Linked DNA regions of Homo sapiens: region 2 is linked to region 1. A link is a loop called in an ENCODE intact Hi-C map of the cell type or tissue named here. Cell type or tissue: endothelial cell of umbilical vein. All regions are shown on one strand.

Region 1 (8,000 bases):
TTATTTTTTATTTTTTGAGACAGGGTCTCACTCTATCACCAAGGCTGGAGTACAGTGGGGCAACCATGGCTCACTGCAATCTCGAACTCCTAGGCTCAAATGATCCTCCTGCCTCAGCCTCCTGAGTAGCTGGGACCACAGGCAGGTACCACCATATCCAGATAATTTTTTGATTTTTTGCAGAGACAGGGTCTCCCTATGTTGCCCACACCAGTCTTGAACTCCTGGCCTTAAGTGATCCTTCCACCTCAGCCTACCCAAAGTGCTGGGATTACGGGTGTGAACTACCACGCCCGGACAAATTAAGGTGTTAAGTAGAGTTCAGGACTAATATAAAAAGTGCGGTTTAAGAAAGGGATGATAGAGGATGACAGAAATGAAATAACAAGGTCAGTGAAGGCCAGTATTAAAAACTGAGGATAAGATTCATGGGAGGGTGGTACAGGGATATGCCTTAGAGGGGGATCGGAATGAATACTAAGTAAACATTGGTTCCAGGGGCCCATCCTGTGTGTGTGTATGTGTGGGTGTGTGGGAGAGGTGTATTCACATTTATATAAGTACTCTTATTTAATTTGACAAGTGTTTATTAGGACTCTAAAAGAGGTAGAAGATCTAGTTCATACCCTGACAGTATACTTACCATCTTGTGAGGAAAACAATAAAAATAGTGATTAGAATGAACAAATCAGGATCAGGCGCAGTGACTCATTCCTGTAATCCCAGCACTTTGGGAGGCCAAAGTGGGTGGATCACCTGCGGTCAGGAGTTCAAGACCAGCCTGGCCAACATGGTGAAACCCCGTCTCTACTAAAAATACAAAAATTAGCCGGGTGTGGTGGTGCACTCCTGTAATCCCAGCTACTCGGGAGGCTGAGGCAGGAGAATCACTTGAACCCAGGAGGTGGAGGTTGCAGTGACCCAAGATCATGCCACTGCACTCCAGCCTGGGTGACAGAGCGAGAACGTCTTTAAAAAAATTAAAAAAAAAAAAAAAGATTGCACAAATCAGACAGTGACCCAGAGCTCAGCCTTGAGGAAAGTCAGTGTTGGGGAGGGGAGGGCAAAGAAGCAAGTAAAGGTTTAGCAGACATGGCACCTCAGTCTGGACTTGAAGGAGGGCTAGGCACAAAGGAAGGGGAACATGTCAGATGAGAAACACGTGAAGGTTCAGCCAGATGAGCAAGGAAGGTTGGTTAGAAAGAGGAGCTGCTGGTGTGGCTCCTGTGAACACAGGTAGGTAGGGCACGATAGAGTCAGGCAGTTAGAAGCCAAGCTGAGGAATCGACACTTGATTCCATAGGTAAGTAGGGGAACTTGAGGATGTTTAATCAGAAATGGTCAAAGAGGCATTTAAAAAAACAAACTGCAGGCGGGGCGCAGTGGCTCACGCCTGTAATCCCAGCATTTTGGGAGGCCGAGGCGGGTGGATCACAAGGTCAGGAGATCGCGACCATCCTGGCTAACACGGTGAAACCCTGTCTCTACTAAAAATACAAAAAATTAGCCGGGCGCGGTGGCGGACGCCTGTAGTCCCAGCTACCCAGAGAGGCTGAGGCAGGAGAACGGCGTGAACCCGGGAGGCGGAGCTTGCAGTGAGCGGAGATAGCGCCACTGCACTCCAGCCTGGTCGACAGAGCAAGACTCCGTCTCAAAAATAAATAAATAAATAAATAAACCGCAGAAAGATCTTCTGCGCTTTCAAAGTACAGTCGTAGTCTGGGTACCTTATTCTACTTAACTATTAAAATAGAGATTGTGTGTTTGTGTGTGTGTGTGCATGTTACATTTTTTATTCTTACTAAATTAGATTACATTTCCTCTCTCAAGTTAAACAAGGTAGTTAAGAATAACTTAGATTATTGTTTTTAAAAAATATATGCTGAGATTCTAAGTGGATGAGATCTTAGAAAAGGGGCACTCACCCCTCATTGACATCTGGGAGTATTTTACTATGTGGCTGAACTTCATGCAAGAAGATAAAGCCCAAAGTGAAGAGCAAAGACCTGCTGATGACATGCGGTAATTTGGAGGAATGATTTAAATAGCAATGCTTCTATTCATCTCATACCAAAAAATAATGAGTGGACTGAATGATTAATCACCAGCTGCAGGTAAGCAGATGCTAGCTTGCTATTTTTAAAATGGAAGCACATGCTGTTTGAGACTGGTTGAGACACATTCATAAATCCTATATTGACTTATAAGTAATTAGACATCAAAGCAAGAATATTTTAATAAAATGTAAATATCTATATTTAAATAAAATGTTCTTCTATATCTGAATAGTTTTATGCAATGTGTGCCTAATGGTGTTATACTTCCCTGTCTTTTTCTTTTCTTGTCTCAGTGTTGTTGGCAAAGCCTGTACTGTTGACATGGCCTAGCATTCTGATCTCAAGCTGGGCATTACAAGCACCCTGGTTGGTTTGTTTTTTTCTTTTTAAAATTTCTTTCTTTTTTTTTCTAAAAATTAAGAGCAGTAGTTTAGGGCTAAAGAGCTTCTTTTTTCATATTACAATGCATAACACATACATTTCTATATACGTTTTTATTTAAAAAGCATTAGTCCCCCATCTACCAAAAAATCATGCCTCAGATATTTATTTGCAAGTGAATTGTTTTCCCATAGAAACAGTGAGGTTAATAATGGTTTAGTTCCTGGGCTTACTTACAATTACTGATTTATGATGTCGTTCTTAGCTGAAAGCAATGCTTTTGCAGTATTTTGTAATTTAGAAAATGAGAAGAAAAAACCCTTGGTATGGAGTGAGTCATTTTTCATGAATATCGGTGCTTAGAGAAAAGCATGTTTCAGGGTACCAGGACCGAGAGATCCACGGAAACCATGGAGTTGTGGGGCACAGCGAAGAAGGGGTTGGTGAGCAGAAACAGCACCCTGCCCAGCCATATGGGAGCCCAAAGCAGAAGGAACAATGTGTGCCTTTATACTTATGGATATCAAAATATCCTTCCACATATTGAATCAAGTAGAAAAATTAATATAATTCCTATAATTTGGGAAACACCTATATATAAAGCCCTGTGTTGTCGATCTGTTCTCACATAGAGATCAACCCTCTCTGTAGGGGCTGGGGCAGAGAGGAGGATGGGGAGGGGGGGCCCTCCTGGCAGCCCAGTGACCTGGGACCTGTGGACTGATTGGAAACCACTATTCTCTTTTTAAAATTCTGATACTGATTATTTTGCTCGTCATAGATTTTTGTGCATTAATTTTTATTTTAATTATTATTATTTTTTTAGACTGAGTCTCACTCTGTTGCCCAGGTTGGAGTGCAGTGGTGTGATCTCAGCTCCCTGCAACCTTCACCTCCCAGGTTCAAACGATCCTCCTGCCTCAGCCTCCCGAGTAGCTGGGACTACAGGTGCCCGCCACCACGCCCAGCTAATTTTTGTATTTTTAGTAGAGATGGAGTTTCACCATGTTGGCCAGGCTGGTCTCGAACTCCTGACTTCAGGTGATCCACCCGCCTCAGCCTCCCAAAGTGCTGGGATTACAGGAGTGAGCCAGCGCATCCAGCCTATTTTAATTTTAAAGTTTGTTTTAGAAATATTGCATTATAAGATTATTTATTATTTTTATGCATTTAACTACTGAGTGTTTTGGGGTCCCCTTATGCTTCCTCTCAGTCCCAGCACCCATGGGAAACAGTGAGGAAGGGAGCTACATAAGGGGTCCCCCAGGCGAAAATATTCCCTCTTTTTCTTTTTCTCCATTCTTTTTCTTTCTTCCTCTCTCCCTCCCTCTCTTCCTTCCTTTTTTCCTTTCCATTTTCTTTTCTTACTTTGCACCTCCATCCCTGGCTGCTATAGAAGACTCTGCTATGGGCAGGAGCCAACTGGATACTAGGGGCTGGGAGCTGGGAGGAGGACAGAATTTCTGAGGGGTGAATGGCCTAATCAGTTTTACACAAAGCTTTAAAATACTTAATTTTTAAAAAGTGTGGTTAGCCCCTCTACATTTCAGAGCCTTGGGGCCAAGTCCGGCTTGTCTGGCCCTAGCAACTGCTAGGCTTATGTATGTGATAAAGGCAGTTGGAAGAGTGAGAAAATGTTATGAAGCAACTGGATAGGGCAAAGAAAAAAGATTTTTTAACAAAGGATGTGTGTACATTTGAGAAAGAGTGCCTGAGGTGGAACCAACTTGGCTGTGAGTAGCAAAGTCCAAGGAAAATTGGGGTAGGTGAAGAGGTTTGGGGTTTGGAAGGGCATCATCATCTTGAAAAAAAAGTTGGGAGGGAAGAAAAGTTGATTTGGTCAGTTCTCCATCCTGACCACCGAGTGGTGCTGTCGGTACAAGGCTGTCTTCTTTCTGGAAAGAGAGCCAGAAAGTGTCCAGGCACCCTGGGATTGAGATGGGAAGAGGGAGTCTTAGAGGATCTCCCACACAATTTGTGAATATCAGAAATTTACAAATCAGGTTTTGCAACTTGCATTTATTTGTATTTTATACATCCACAAAACATGCAGCATATTTTAAAGTAATAATAACTTGCAGAAGACTTTTCAAACAGTTCTAAAATTACTGTTTTTAGTACTGCGGAGTGTGCTGAACTTCATGAAAAAGGAGGGTTTCCAGGCCAGACCACTTTATTCTGACACAGCAGGAAACTTTAGGATAATATTAAAGAAGTTAATGGGAGCGTTTCAGTGTACTTCACAGGAATTAACAAGTTGTACAAAGATATCATCATTCTTTAGTCAATAGGCTGGGCACTTCTATAGTGGACTGATTGTTCTGCATGTACACTGACTGTGAGGGAGTGCTAGAGAGAGAGACATGGAATTGAAGACAGCAGGTGGAGGAAGCTCACCTCAGCCTCTATTTTAGTAATGCATGTTTCCTGTCAGAGAGGAAGTTTTTTCACATGAGTATCAAAAAGCAAATCCCACATACAAGGAATGATGTGCTGAGCTCTCAGACCCATTGTGTCAGGGGAAAGGGTGCTTACTCACAGTACCCAGGTCCTCATTGTTGGAGATATGGCTAAGTCCCTAGTGTCAATACCAGTGAGTTTATTTATTTATTTTTATTTTTTCAAGACAGAGTTTTGCTCTTGTCACCCAGGCTAGAGTGCAATGGTGCAATCTTGGCTCACTGCAACCTCTGCCTCTCGGGTTCAAGCAACTCTCCTGTCCCAGCCTCCCAAGTAGCTTGGATTACAGGTGCACACCACCACACCCAGCTAATTTTTGTATTTTTAGTAGAGACGGGGTTTCACCATGTTGGCCAGGCTGGTCTCAAACTCCTGACCTCAGGTGATCCACCCACCTCGTCCACCCAAAGTGCTGGAATTATAGGCGTGAGCCACTGATCCCAGAACCAGTGAGTTTAAATTCTAGTTCTGATATCTATGCTCTAAAAAACTTTGAACAATTTGCAGTTTTCTTATTCAAAATTGGGGGAATAAATATCTACATCACAGAATTAACTAAGATAATGTATGCAAAGTGCTTGTTTAGAACAGATACAAAATGGTAGCCATATTCGGTGATAATGCCTACTGAAGGAAGGCAGAAGCAAGCGCGGGCACAAAAACTCTGGTATGACTCATCATCTCCACATTCTTAAATTGTATGGAGAAGGAAAATGGTGAAGTAGGCTAAAAGTATGGCCTCTGCAGCTGATCCACCTTGGTTCAAATCCTAGTTCTACCACATCTTGCTTATTTGGGCAAATTATTTAATAATTTTGCCACAGAATGGTTATGAGTAAATGTAAGTAAACCATGTGTTTGCCTTCTTATTTTCACTTCCTAGAGCCAGAAGACTTGGACTAAATTCATGACAAGTTGCCTCACTCTGGGACCTGATTGTGCTATATTTGCAACCTGTTCTTTATAAAAAGAACGTTGAGTCATTCTTTTAAAAATTCATGCTGTTATACTGAGAGTGGAAAATTAAATATAAAGTTGTGGTTCTCCATTTCAGGGGAATCACATCATCAGTTCAAGTCCTTTCTGGAATTTTCCCATAGTCCATTCAGACTCAAGAAACCAATCAACCGTATAAATGCAAAGAAAAACAGAAAGTATCCAGTCTGTAGAAGCATAATTTTCTTTTTTGTTTAGACTGGAAGAAAGAAGTCTTCCACTTTCCCTGCTTCTACAGCTATCCCAAGTATTCCTACAGTTTGAGATGACGAGTCCTTTTTTAGGTACAGTGTTCAGTACACAGCAGTCCCCCTTTATCTGTGAGCGGCGAGGGATATGTGTTCCAAGACCTACAGTGGATGCCTGAAATCAAAGCTAGTACCGAACATCTATATACACTGCGTTTTTTCCTATACATACATGCCTATGATAAAGTTTAATTTATATTGGGGACAATATGAGATTAATAACAAAAACTAATAATAAAATAGAACAATTGTAACAATATATCAGCATCACTAGTCTTGCGCTTTGAGGCCATTAGGTAAAATAAGGGTTATTGAACACAAGCGCTGAGATACAGTTGATCTGATAACCTAGAGGGCTACAAAGTAACGAATAAGAGGGAAGAATATACAGGGTGAATAAGCTGGACAAAGGGATGATTCACATCCTGGGCAGGTTAGTGTGAGATTTTTATCACACTACTCAGGATGGCGTGCAATTTAAAACTTATGCGGTGTTTATTTCTGGAATTTTTCATTAAATATTTTCAAACTGTGGTTGACCACGGGTAACTGAAACCATGGAAAGCAGAACCATGGATTGGGGAGGACTACTGGAATGGCATTGTTTCACAAGCTAAGCCATTCTGTCACAAGAACACCTTGCAATGAGATTTCCTTACCTGCCTGTGCAATGTCTTTTTTTTTTTTTCACGTCAAATGCTTTCCAGTAGATTTAGAATGTGGACCTACACATATGGAATCACTCAGCATTCTTGAGCATTCCATTTGTAGTTAAAAGAATTTTGATCCACAACCAGTAATCTTGTTTCAGGAGTGAAGTCCAGGATGTGGAGAAAGCCTGAATGAGAGGCAGGAATCTAGTATCAAGGCAAGGACCATGGAATTTAAGGCTAGAAACCTAAGCATATTATTCGCAGGCCCCAAGAATGGTCTTTTAAAGTCAGTAAAAACTGAATAACTCACCAGTTTCGAACCTTACTCTTTATTAAAAACAATGGAAACAGAAGATAACACTGGAATTTGCAACATCAACTTCATTGTGAAAAGCAAGTACAAGTAAACAAATAGCATACTATTATGAAATAATAGTATGATATAAAGAAAGAACAGATAGGTATGTGTGTAAGGCTACAAAGGAGACCTAGATACCATGTGCCTGCAGTTCTGTTGACTGTCAGCAGACAGCACTCTCAGCATGTCAGTTTCAAGTTAGGGTACTCCAGGAAGAAGTGTGACTTAAGAATTGGCTGGGCGTGGTGGCTCACACCTGTAATCCCAGTACTTTGGGAGGCTGAGGCAGGTGGATCACCTGAGGTCAGGAATTCGAGACCAGCCTGGCCAACATGGTGAAACTCCATCTTTACTAAAAATACAAAATTAGCCAGGTCTGTTGGCACGTGCCTGTAATTCTAGCTGCTTGGGAGGCTGAAGCAGGAGAATCACTTGAACCCGGGAGGTGGAGGTTGCAGTGAGCCAAGATTGCACCACTGCACTCCAGCCTGGGCAACAAGAGCGAAACTCCGTCTCAAAAAAAAAAAAAAAAAAAAGAATTGTACTCTGCTGCTTTTATTTTTTACCAAAAGACATACCATCTTTTTACAAAGGATAATGTTACAGGCCTCCTGATTAATGAACTAGCATCACTTATACCTGGTTTAGTTTATCTATTACTGGTTTATTTGAAATATAACAACTCATTTAAACTTCAGCCTTATAATTAGTAAGAAATGTGAGCACACTGAGAGAGAGTTCATGCTCTTTTACAAATACAAATTATTAATGTCTCCTCATTAAATAAAATTTGTGAAATTTGGTATATAGTCTTTGGGGAGTTTTATAAATATTTTCTACTATTTGC
Region 2 (8,000 bases), 320 kb after region 1:
CCAGATGACTTTGAGTCAGTCCCTCATCCTCCCTGTATCCAAGGTTCCTCCACCAAAATGAGAGGATTGATTCCTCCCCTGAGAAATTCCTTGACCATTGCTGCATTTTACATCTTGTGTCCGCTGCTATTGAAGCAGCCACCCAGTATATGGATTTCCAGAAAGTAGAATGTATTTGATTCCAAATTCAGCATCAAAGAACTTCCATCAGCAGTTGGTTTATACCAGGATATGAGTATAAAAATATCTTGGTTCTGAATTGGTGGAAGCAGGAGTTAGACAGGTGGAGGCCACTGTCAGCATGACACAGCTGGTGCAACAGCTGGAAAGCAAATATGATTCTGTTCACCTGCTGCACATTTGTCCACTCTGTTCCAGGAGAAATAGTTCCCCCTTTTGGCACAGCAAAAGCTAGAAGCAGAAAAGGAAATATTTAGGCTGTAAGTTTATTGTCACCATTGTCAATATGATGCTTCAGTCATTTTAGTATCCCTGGCACCTAGCATAGTCCCTGACATATACATAGAAGGGTCACAATAAATGTTCATTTAAATTTTTTGAAAAATATTTCAATAATTTCCATGACATGGAGAAAGAGAAAGATGAAACTTATGCTGATAAATGAAGACATGCCTGCCATCTTGTCCCAGTCCCACAGATGGTATATTTAATCCTACTTGCCTCTCAAACCTAAAGGCATTCACTGCATGCTTATTGAATGAATGAATGAATGAATGAGTTAGCCACTGACCTTTCTCAAGCCTTTCCTCCATGGGCAGTTGGTTGACCTTCAGTCTTGATGGTGACAGGATGTTGCTCAAGAAGGTGGTGAAAGATCTTAAACCCACATCTTCCTATAAAGGTCTGGCTTTCTAAGAGTCTCTATTAATAAGCAAAGATTTTTTTGGTTTGGGCTTTTTTGTTTGTTTGTTTGTTTTGGTTTGGTTTGGTTTGGGAGACAGTATACTGAAAAAAATTTTTCCTCTCGCAAAATATTAGGTTGGAGCAAAAGTAATTGCGGTTTTGCCATTACTTTTAATTGCAAAAACCACAATTACTTTTGCACCAACCTATAATTGCTCCAACCACACCGAACTCTTTGCAGATCAGTTTGTTCAAAACCATCTTAATCACCGTCTCCACCCTCCCCTTCCAGCCTCATCTCCTACTATATTCCAGCCCACCCCTTGTTCATCTCTTTGATGACCTAAAAATTCAGTCTTCATTCTTTTCTCTCCAAACTTTTGCTCAAGTTTCCCCCAAATATTTAGAATAGCTTTAAGTTCATCTTTTCTGGAACATTTTCCTTAATAAATCCACCTCATTGCACACAGCTGCCTAGATGTAGCCTCAGCCCCATTCCTCTCTCTCTTTCTCAATCCCACTTTTGTGATTATTGTATGTATCTGCATCTGTTTTCTGTTTAGCTTCCAATATGAGTCCTAGAGAACATCTCATCTCCATCATATGTCCAGGAAAAGCTTGTTGATTGACTGAATACTCCAGGTGCCACAAAGGAAAGTTCTTTAGGGATCATAGTTGTTGCTGGGTTTTTTGTTTTTTGTTTTAATTAAAAAAAAAAAAAAACTCTTGAGTAAAGGAAGGAATACGATCCATCTGATCTTTCTGAGACTTCCAGGCTCTGTCAACAACTATTTGGAAATAAATTCTTAGGCAATTAGATCATGGTATCTTCTTTCAGACAGCATAGGGAAATGAATATAAACCTTCAGAAGGAAAAAAAAAAAGATGTGAAGACTAGAGCTGGAATTTGACCCTTTTGGTCATGTTGGGATATTGAACATTTAGAAAATTGAAAGTCTTGAGAAAGGAAAAGTTAACTTAGAAGGATACATGTCAAACCACTGGATATGCCCTCTGAATTGCTTATCCTTGATTCAAATCCTTCATCTACTCCCCTAGTCACAGTGCCAGCAATAGAAGTTTTCTCTCAGAAGTTCTTTTATTCAGAAGTTTGTTTTACAAAGAAGTTCAAGGATGTTTATGCCAATGATTCAGGTTGGGCATCAAGTCCCATGTAAATTTAAATTCCTGGTCTCTTTCAGAGTTTCTGTTTAGTATTTGTTCTTGTTCTAAATGGATTTTTACCCTCAAAATGTTTCTTGGGTGTTTTTTGTTTTTTTAGACAGGGTCTTGCTCTGTCGCACAGGCTAGAGTACAGTGGTGCAATCATGGCTCACTGAAGCCTCAAACTCCTGGGTTCAAGCTATCCTCCCACCTCAGCCTCCAAATAGCTGGGGCTACAGGCACGAGCCACCATGCCCGGCTTTTTTTTTTTTTTTTTTTTTTTTGAGATGGGGTCTCCCTGTGTTGCCCAGGCTGGTCTCAAACTCCTGGCCTCAAGCAATCCTCCCACCTAGGTCTCTCAAAACACTGGGATACAGGCATGAGCCACTGCACCCAGCCTTTCTTGTTTGTTTGTTGTTGTTATTTGTCATTTAATTAGCATCCTTCCCCCTTGCAACTCTTTCTTGGTGTGGTGGTTTTAAAATACATCCACAAATTCTTTGACACTTCCCCCTTCAAAAGGGAGAAACTAACTCTTCTCCCCTTGAGTGTGAGTGGGATATGATGGCTCACTTCTAAATAAAGATAGACTATGGCAGAATTGATGGTATGTGACTTCTGAGACTGGGGTCATAAAAGGCACCAAGGCTTCCTCCTTGCTCTCTCTCTCGGATTACTCACTCTGGGGAAAGCCAACCACCATGTCTGTGATGAGGCCACTCAAGCAGCCTATGGCAAGCAGTCCACATGGCAAGGAACAGAAGCCCCTTGCCAACAGCCAGAATGAACTTCCTAGGCTTGTGTGGGAGTTGCCTTGAGAGGAGGTTCTCCAGCCCCAGTCAAGTCTTCAGATGACTGCATCCCTGGCTGACACTCTGTCTGTGACCTCACAAAAGGCTGCACCAGAACCACACACCTAAGCCACTCCAAGATTCCCACAGAAACTGAGGCATAACAAAGGTTTATTGTTTTAGGTTTCAGGATCATTTATTTTGCAGTAATAGATAACTAGTATTCTAGATAACTAGTATTCTTGGTGTCATTTTGTGATGGTCTGTGATTTGGTTGACAGAAAGATGAGTCTAAGAATATCCCAGCTGGTCTGAAAACACTGATCATTTAGGGGTAAACATAGGCTAAGTGACTGTTCTCCCATTTTTCCTTTGTGATAAGTTGGTTGTGGGACCCCACGGGTAAAAGAATCCTTCCATGTTGGTGGGGTACTGTTTAAAGTATGATTTTCCTTAAGTAGCCCATCTCTTAGTAGCTGTTACCTTACTGATGATGCCGAGAGATGTAAGGGAGGACAATTAATTTTGATAAGGCCATGTGAGGAAGAAGAAAAAACTCTGGTTTTATTCCCACCTGTACTGCCCAGGATTTCTGTGATCACAGGCAAATAACTTCATTGCCTTGGACCTCAGCTTCCTCATATGGAAAAAGAGGAGTTGGTATTAGATCCAGTCCTCACAGCACATGTCCCGTCGAACTCCAATTCCTCAGAAGGTTAACAGGCATTGTGTAAAAAAGGAAAGGTTCTAGGGCCAGATACATTTGGAAACCAGTGGACCAAAGTTAAGCAGATCCCTTACCGCAGGACTTCCTAGAGCCTCCGATATGCTGATGTGCACCGTGGTTCTTCAGGATGGGGATATGCACTGTTTCCCAAACTTATTTGATCACTGAATCCCTTTGTTTTTGGTAAAGCATCATGTGGATCTAAAAAGTTTTTGGCAAACTTTGGAAAATGCTAAACTGATGATTTCTAAGGTTCTCCTAACATGGCATGTTTCTAAATATGCCCCTTTCCCCAAGGAGATTCTCTCGGTGGAGCAGTTCTTGTGTCTAAATCCTGAAACAGGATTTCAGCCATTAATCATTTGTGACTATTATTATTTTTATTCTCTAAACATCAGTTCTGAATCATAGAGTCCACAATCCATCCATCTCTGGATAGGAAGAAATACAGGAAGATAGGAGCCCCACGTGGTTATAGTGTACACTGCCCCTTGTGCCTTTTCAGTGTTTTTCATAACCCTCATGAGAAATAATGTTGGCAGGTGTTACCAGTACTAGTGATCTCTGGTCAAATGTTTGAGTAAAGGAAAATGTGGCTGGATATGGTCTCTGGGCACCCAGCATTTCCTTCCAGTGGGTGTTCCTGTACTACAGAGGCTAGAAGGCTAAAAACTACATTTCCCAGATAATCTTTGCAGCTAGGGAGCTGGATGCAAATTATTTTCTGCCAATTAGATGTGCTTGCATGAGATTTGGAGAGCAGAAGTGAGGCAGAAGCATCAAAGCTCTGGGCACTGAGCTCATGAAGACTGAGCATGATAAGAGGCAGTTACTGTATAGTAACTCTGTTTCTTCTTAAAAATATTTGGGCAGTTTCTGTTCTGGGCTGAACCCTGACTAAAAAGCTCTCCTTACAAAAATTACAGGAGATTCCCATCAGGCTTGGCATGGCGCTAAGTTAGGTCTATCACACGTACCACAGTGTTGAGAGATTGTAGAAGGGCAGGCTGTGATAGCTGCATTTGTCCCAGCCTTCAGAAGGAAGCAGTGTTCTTTCCCTCACTGTAGTGAGACCAGTAAGGCCTCACAGCCCACTCTGGAAGGTGTCCTGATAGCCACCAGTAGGGAGCTACTAAAACACAGTAGGGACTCTCCTTCATTTCCTTTGACAGAAACCTCTTGTGATTCCTAGAAACATAAAGACTTCCCTACCTCATATGTAGCTGAAAAGGTGGCATCATCACCACTTTATGGCTTCCGAAGAAGAAACATGTCAAGAATAATAGCTTGCGGCCAGGCGCGATGGCTCATGACTGTAATCCACTTTGGGAGGCTGAGGAGGATGGATCACCTGAGGTCAGGAGTTGTTGAAACCCTGACTCTACTAAAAATACAAAAATTAGCCAGGCATGATGGCGGGTGCCTGTAATCCCAGCTACTCGGGAGGCTGAGGCAGGAGAATTACTTGAACCTGGGAGGCAGAGATTGCAGTGAGCCAAGATAGTGCCATTGCACTCCAGCCTGGGCAACAGAGCGAGACTCCGTCTCAGGAAAAAAAAAAAAGAATAATAGCTTGCTTTGAATCCACTAGCTATTCATTTTTTGAAGAAAAAATCAATACAAAGTACTGAAGAATGTATTATTTCTTTTTTTTAAGATGATGGTACTTATGTCATTTTTTACAGAACCTGTGAAGTTATGAATTCTACCTCCCTTGCATTTGTTCTGTTTCAGAGAACCCTAGAGTCAAGAGGGAACTTAGGCATCACCGTCATCAGTATTTAAGCAAAAGAAGCATTTAATCAGACTTTCTGAGGATACCAGTAAATAAAACAGATAAAAGCAGAACTATCTGGTTGAAGTGGAGATGGTCTAATTATGTCCCTCCCAACTTCTCTGAACCCAACTAACTCTTCCCCTCCTAAGATGGTTCTAGGAGTGGGGGTGGGGGACTATGCAGGGCCACTAGAGCTATGTGACAATTAGAAAACCTGCTGGGCCAGGCACGGTGGCTCATGCCTATAATCCCAGCACTTTGGGAGGCTGAGGCAGGAGGATCATTTGAGCCCAGGAGTTCGAGACCAACCTGAGTGATATCTTTTGGCTGTGTCCCCACCCAAATTTCATCTTGAATTGTAACTCCCACAATTCCCACATGTCATGGGAGGAACCCGGTGGGAGGTGATTGAATTATGGGGGCAGCTCTTTCCTGTGCTGTTCTCCTGATAGTGAATGAGTCTCAAGAGATCTCATGGTTTTAAAAAGGGGAGTTTCCCTGCACAAGCTCTCTTTGCCTGCTGCTATCCATGTAAGATGTGACTTACTCCTCCTTGCCTTTTGCCATGATTGTGAGGCCTCCTCAGCCACATGAAACTGTGAGTCCAATTAAACCTCTTTCTTTTGTAAATTGCCTAGTTCCAGTTATGTCTTTATCAGCAGCATGAAAACAGACTAATACACTGTGCAACATAGTGCGATCCCGTCTCTGCAAAAACTTTTAAAAATTAGCTGGGCCTGGTGTGCACACCTGTGGTCCCACCTACTCCAGGGGCTGAGGTGGGAGTATTGCTTGAGCCTGGGAAGTCAAGGCTGCAGTGAGCCATGATTGCACCACTGCACACCAGCCTAGGTAATAGAGTGAGACCTTGTCTCAAAAAGAGAAAAGAAAACCTCTGATTTTATGGATAAGGAAACTGATGCCCAAAGAGGTATGATTTGCTCAAAGCCACACAGCTTTTATATGGCAAATCCAAGGCTCAAACCCAGATCTTCCTTCATCCAGTGAGGCCAGAGCTTTTCCCACTGCATCACACAGCTTCTAGTCCCTCTTATCCAGGTTTCCAAGCTTCAAGGACCTCAAAGTTCCCTCTCTACTGTGATGCTTTACCTGACCACCTCTGCCACAACGATTGCTATTTCCTTACGTTCCACTCATTCTTACCACCTGGGTCTCTTACCAAGCACTCCCTCACATCTTTTATCCTTTGTACTATTTTTCTTCTTTCCCCTCCTAGATTTAAAATTCCTGTGAGTAGATCCCCCTCATCTACCTCTGAATATCACAGAGAACACATTTGGTACTCCCAGAGTATTTCTCATAATATTTACTGAATATTATGAATATTGACTGAATAATATTTATAAAAGGAATAATGGAAGAATGTGTTCAGCTAAATTCTAATAATAGAATCCCCCACCCTGGATTTTAGCTGAACACATGGCTGCCTACCCAGAGATTATGCTTCCCAGACTCACTTGCAGCTAGGTATGGCCATGTGACCAAGATTTGACCAATGGGATGTGAGTGGAAGTAACACATGCAACTTCCAGGTCATTTCCTTAAAAGGAAACTGTTTGCCCTTCCCCTCCTCGTTCTCCTTGGACTTGGTCGTGGTAATAGCTTCAACCATGTGGAAGAGAACAATTCCATATGGGATGATGGAGTACTAAGATATTAGGAACCAGGGTGCTCAGGTAACTTTACGGAGCAGAGCCACCCTGATCGGCCTGCCTGCCTACCTCTGGACTTGTATGTGCAAGAGAAATAAATGTTTATCTTTTTGCGTCTCTTGTTTTACATCAGCTTACCTTGTGCCTTAACAGAATGCAACTATAATATCTGCCAACATACTTCACATTACTTTGTGAAAATCAAATCAGATCACACTTGCACTCCATCTTGTAAAGTATTAAGTAAAATTCCAATATGAAATATGGTTGAACCTCAAAGAAGGCCCATTACATGTGTGTTTGACTCCTTCGATACAATATACTGAATACCTCCCATATGCAAGGGACATGGAAGGATGTTAATATTGAGAGCAAACACTCTCAGGCACCTTGCTATGCATGTCATCTTGTTCCCTTATCCCAACGATCCTAGGAAGTGAGTATTTTCAATCACATATCATAGGTAAGGAGACTGAAACACAGGGAGCTCACTTACGTGGTAAGGGCAGAGCTGGGCTTCATTCCCAGGCCTGTCTGTCCTCACTCCACATACCAAAGCTCCACCCCAGGCACTGCAGTCACTGCCCTCAAGGACCTCAGAGTCGACGTGGAGAACAGATTCACAAGCCAGTAACTGTACCACAAGGCAGAATGAAATGAGTGCCATCACAGAGGCCTAAGAGCACAATCCAGGGGTATTCCAGGAAGGAGCCATTAATTCTAGCCTAGGAGGTTGGGAAGGGCTTTTTACAGAGGAAGTTCCATTTACACTGACCTTTGAGAAACGAGAAGTAGATAGACAGAGAAGGGGAGGGCCAGCCAGCCGAGACACCAGAATGAACAAAAAGAGGAACGTAGAGAACACGTGGATAATGAGGAGCAGCGTGGTGTGAGTGGACTGTGGAGGGGCTTCATGCTGGGGGTGAGGAGGAGCTGGGCCTGAAAGGCAGACCAGGGCCAGACCAGGGAAAGCCTTGTATGCCAGGAGAGAGCCAAAATGCTGC

The links. Hi-C counts contacts between places; a loop is a spot of excess contacts. Peaks named below come from ENCODE experiments on the same cell type or tissue, not always from the same donor. Only the 100,000 strongest peaks of a DNase experiment are listed, where the experiment ranks them.
Region 2: it touches region 1 in a loop (3-fold over the local background); 3 of 110 quality-filtered maps call a loop at or near these places.

Annotation. Positions count from the first base shown.
Region 1 is chr2:201,791,774-201,799,773 of GRCh38, forward strand. No RefSeq gene overlaps it. Among named protein-coding and RNA genes, the nearest start is that of CDK15, 11 kb to the right of the region's middle. In endothelial cell of umbilical vein, a CTCF peak has its summit at 4,299; a DNase peak (open chromatin) is centred at 4,308.
Region 2 is chr2:202,114,178-202,122,177 of GRCh38, forward strand. All of the region lies in intron 11 of KIAA2012, which reads left to right. It overlaps KIAA2012-AS1 (KIAA2012 antisense RNA 1), which reads right to left and starts at 2,881. Exons shown (of 4, transcript NR_135244.1): 1 at 2,710-2,881; 2 at 752-1,727; 3 at 1-411. In endothelial cell of umbilical vein, no CTCF peak of the experiment used is centred here; no DNase peak of the experiment used is centred here; H3K27me3 peaks cover 395 bases.